2 separate regions of the Homo sapiens genome follow, and region 2 is linked to region 1. The links are chromatin loops, found by intact Hi-C in ENCODE. Cell type or tissue: OCI-LY7. All regions are shown on one strand.

What was found. Peaks named below come from ENCODE experiments on the same cell type or tissue, not always from the same donor. Only the 100,000 strongest peaks of a DNase experiment are listed, where the experiment ranks them.
Region 2: it touches region 1 in a loop (9-fold over the local background); 31 of 110 quality-filtered maps call a loop at or near these places.

Annotation. Positions count from the first base shown.
Region 1 is chr10:28,380,757-28,383,256 of GRCh38, forward strand. No RefSeq gene overlaps it. Among named protein-coding and RNA genes, the nearest start is that of MPP7-DT, 79 kb to the left of the region's middle. In OCI-LY7, a CTCF peak has its summit at 1,289 (motif pointing left); a DNase peak (open chromatin) is centred at 1,255.
Region 2 is chr10:27,557,623-27,560,122 of GRCh38, forward strand. No RefSeq gene overlaps it. Among named protein-coding and RNA genes, the nearest start is that of LINC02680, 7.3 kb to the right of the region's middle. In OCI-LY7, CTCF peaks have their summits at 1,099 (motif pointing right) and 1,300; a DNase peak (open chromatin) is centred at 1,099.

The DNA of each region.
Region 1 (2,500 bases):
CTCATTAGCCCAAGCAATCTGCCCAACTCAGCCTCCCAAAGTGCTGGGATTACAGGCATGAGCCACCATGCCTAGCCTTTAGTCTACTTTTTGTTTCTATGAATTTGCCTACTCTTAAGTACCTCATATAAGTAGAATCATACAATATTTGTCCTTTTGTGTCTGGTTGTATTAGGGTTCTCCAGAGAAATAGAGCCAATCGTAGATAGATATAGGCAGAGACAGAAAGAAGGAGATTTATTATGAGGAATTGGCTCATGATCTTATAGAGGCTAAGAAGTCAGCCGTTTGTAAACTGAAGACCCAAGAAAGCTCTTGTGTATTTCCAAACTGAGTCTGAACGCCTGAGAACAAGGGGAATCGATGGTGTAAAGCCCAGTCCAGAGACAGGAAAAAGACCAACGTCCCCTCATGCTCATCCCAGAATAAACACCCAGCAAATATTTAATGTATTAAATACATGAGACGTTAATGAGTGACTCTAACAAATACAAATCAGAATCCTTCATTTTTTGACATTTGTATTGAAAGCGCCTAGTTTTTACTTACTAATTTCTACAATTTTTTTATTTTAAAAACTCTTAAAGAAGCATGTGTATATTATCTGATGTCGTTTTGCCAAAAATAATAATCTATTACAATCCTATAATAAGCTAGATATTATCTAATTATTCTATTAGGTTGAAATAAGCCAATGTTTGTCAGAAGGAAAAACTGACCCATGTAAGTGTTTATTTCAAGGGTTTTTCTTAACTGTGGATATCTGATCTTTGAGAGCTGCTGGTTTTAATTCTCATGCATCCTTCTGAGAAGTCACATTCTCAGAAGTTATTTAATTATGGAAAATGAAGAAGCCATAGGCTTATAGCATGAAATTCTAAACCTTGCCTGTCATAAATGTTGCTCAACAAAAGTTTCATATTTTGCAAACCAAGTGTTCCTCAGTAACACTCAACTACATAAGTTATGCTTGTCAGAGAGCTAATGGCATGGAAGAAAGAGGAGAAAAGTAAGGAACATTTAATAATAACTGGAAATGTACATTATTTCATGTCTTTTTTAATTCTATGATTCTTTTGAGCTGAAAAACTAAATGTGAAAAAGCAATCCAAAAAACAGTTTGAAATATGTTAAAAGTGAAGACAGAGATTTATATTGCAATACCCACCTCAGCCTTAACTGCGCTGTCTTCACCACAATCCTATAATTGTCTCATAAACTCCAAGCAAAGACCAAACGTTGACCACTGCTTTTCTCAGCAAAAAACATGGGCCTGAAATGTATCATGCAAGGTGTTACACTGCCACCTGCTGGTACGCCATCAATATGCATGGGAAAGAAAGGATCCAACACAGGACCTTTTTTCTCCTCCTTTCTCTCTTAGGGGTAATCTCCCAGAGGAGACAACGGTAAACTAGAAGAAAGGGAACGTGGAGGCCATTTTTCTTGGTCCTGGCAGTATAATTCAGCCTCCGAGATCTAGAAAGATTCTTTTTTTTTTTCATACGGAGTCTCGCTCTGTTACCCAGGCTGGAGTGCAGTGGCGCTATCTCCGCTCACTGCAACCTCCGCTTCCCGGGTTCAAGCAGTTCTCCCGCCTCAGCTTCCCGAGTAGCTGGGATTAGAGGTGCGCACCATCACACCCAGCTACTTTTTTGTATTTTTAGTAGAGACGGGTTTTACCATGTTGGCCAGGCTGGTCTCGAACTCCTGACCTCACGTGATCTGCCTGCCTCAGCTTCCCAAAGTGCTGGGATTATAGGCATGAGCCGCCGCCCGTCTAGAAAGATTCTTAAGTAAACAACAATACACTCTAACACTATTGAGTGGTACCATATTCCTCTAAGACTTACAGAATTCGAAAAACAAACAAATCCAGTTCTAGTCTCACAGCATTGACGTTAGAGTTTCCAGAGAAGGGGTGTGGGACATGGGAATATGAGTCAAACTGTAGAAAATTACTTCACCCTTATAGTCAACATTGTTTCATCTGCAGCTCTTCCGTAAAACAGGATTAGCTGTAAGGCATGAAGAGCTTTTCCATCTTGAGTCCATCTGTGCGACTGCCAGAAAGGAGCTTTGTGCAGTTAGAGGGTCATTCTGTGGGAATCAGAGACAGATGTTAGACCTGTGCTATCCAGTACAGTAGCCACTAGCCACAGGTGGCTACTACGCATTTGGAAAGTGGCCAGTCTCAATTGAGATGTGCTGTAAGTACAAAACACTTAGTGGATTTCAAAGTCTTAGCATTAAAAAATATATAAAATATCTTTTTATATTGATTATATATTGAAGCGTAATATTTGGAATATGTTGAATTAAATAAATATATTATTTAAAAATAATTTCATCTAATTTTTTTTTTAAGACAGGGTCTTGCTCTGTTGCCCACGCTGGTGTGCAGTGGCACGATCACAGCTCACTGTAGCCTTAACCTTCTGGGCTCATGTGATCCTCCCCGCTCAGCCTCCCGAGTAGCTGGCACTACTTGTGCACACCA
Region 2 (2,500 bases), 820 kb before region 1:
CCCAGCCTTAAGGGATTCTCCCACCTTGGACTTCTCAAGTGTTGGTATTACAGGCATGAAACACTGCACCAAGCTAGAAATACTTGCCCATTTCTATTGCTCGGGTCACGTGGCTTAAGATAGAACTTGAAAGTTGAGAGACGGCGGAGCGTGGTGGCTCACCCCTGTAATCCTGCACTTTGGGAGGCCGACGCGGGCAGATCCTTGAGGTCAGGAGTTTGAGACCAGCCTGGCCAACATGGCGAAACCCCGTCTCTACTAAAAATACAAAAATTAGCCGGGCGTAGTGGCGTGCGCCTGTAGTCCCAGCTACTCCGGAGGCTGAGGCAGGAGAATCGCTTGAACTCGGGAAGCGGAGGTTGCGGTGACCTGAGATCGCGCCACTGCACTCCCGCCTGGGCGACAGAGCGATACACCGTCTCAAACAAACAAACAAAACAAAAAAAAGTTGAGAGACAATAATACAAAAAACAAGAAGGAAAGATCTTTTGATTTTCAGTGAGGATGTTGCAGGGAAGGTGGAAAAGGAGCATCAAGACCCTTTTAAATTTTGTTATTCTCTAAATTTTGCAATTTAGCTATTAGCTTTGTAAAGTGTACATTCAGGGCAGAATTGTAGCCTGTCGGTGTTAGGTTATTTCTCTGCAGTCAGTTTGTGGAACATAATTTGACTGATGATAGATCTAAATCCACGCAGTAATCACTCAAAATGAGATGATATTTATTTCATATGCATGTGCTATATAATACTATGGTTATCAAAAATTGAATTAGGAGAATTGCGCCCAACGAGAATGGGCTTGTCTATGTGAGATTCATGTGGTTGTTATGCTTTCTTTTTAATAGTCCAACAAAAGAGAAAAGGCAAGATATAAATGAGTGATTCCGGAATCCATGCACCTAGAAAATGATTGTTTTGTCTATCTAGATTGGTTTTCTTTTGCATGTGAATTTCCAATTGTTCCAGCAACATTTGTTGAAAAGACTTTCTTTGCTTCATTGCATTACCTTTATTTTGACAAAGATCATTTGGCTATTAGAAACCCACGCGCTTGGAAAATGAGATCTCTCAGTTCTCCATGAGGTGGCAGCAGCTCCTCAGTAACATGAGAGACCCTGTGGTGAAGGTCAAGTTCAAAGACGCCTTAGGCACTGTCCAGCTGAGAATTTTCACAGGCTGTACTTTCTTTGGCCAGGTTTCCTCTGTGACTTTGTTTCTTTTATTTTCTTTTTGAGAAAATTCAGCAACAAATCACCTTTTGATTATATCTGGGCCTTCCTGTTGTAAGATGGACTGCTTATACTGGTCAACAGACAGATTTCACAGCAGTCCTGGGGCCAAATTATAGTTTAGCAGCCACAGAGATTGACTTAGCTGGAGGTGGAGGACATGGAAGCATAACCGATCTTGCAATTTTGGAGGAGAGAATTGCTTCCTTTCTATAGCATACATTTATCTTTTTATAGAGAAGTTTTAGGGGGTTGAGTAGAGGCATTACAGATAAAATGAGGATGCTACCAGTGTTTTATAAAACTGAGCCAATTTAGGGTTTTAAGATTACTTATTTATATATTTTTATATTTTTCCTTTAAAACCATTTTAGAGATTATACTGTGTTTCCTTTTGTGAGAGAGAAAACTGTTTTCTGGAAGCACTCAGTTAAAATAAAGAATTTAAAATTGCGCTTCATTTTCCATCAAACTTTTAAAACTAAATTGTTTGATGATTTTGACTCTAATATATTGAATACATTTAATTCTAATAGGCTTCCTTCTCCAAATGTTTCAAATTATAAGACAATCCTTTCATTGTATTCTTCATCAGAACCTGGCACTGTCCCTCTTTCTCTGCCTTTCTTTGCTTAAATTACGCTATTCTGGATGAGTAATGATAGACATACTTGATCTAAGTATATGTCTGTAATGTTAAAGTCATTTTTAGAACGTTCAGAAGCCCTTTTTCTGCTAACATTCTTTTTTTTTTTTTTTTTTTGAGACGGAGTCTTGCTCTTTCACCAGGCTGCAGTGCAGTGGCGCGATCTCAGCTCACTGCCACCTCTGCCTCCCGGGTTCAAGCGGTTCTCCTGCCTCAGCCTCCCGAGTAGCTGGGACTACAGGTGTGCGCCACCACTCCCAGCTAATTTTTGTGTTTTTAGTCGAGACAGGGTTTCACCATGTTGGCCAGGATGGTCTCAATCTCTTGACCTACTGATCCGCCTGCCTCGCCTCCCAAAGTGCTGGGATTACAGGCATGAGCCACCGTGCCTGGCCTCTGCTAACATTATTGATCACACTTACCACTTCAAAAATCTTGGTTCTAGTGATAGTCTACATTTTTATTGTTGTTGTTTCTATTTTCTTAATTTTTCTCCTAGAGTGATTAATTCCATTCTGTACTTTTTCACAAATAGACTGTTTTTAGAGTAGTTTCTTGTTTACAGCAAAATTGATCAGGAAGAACAGAATTCCCATATATCCTCTGCCATCACACATGCACAGC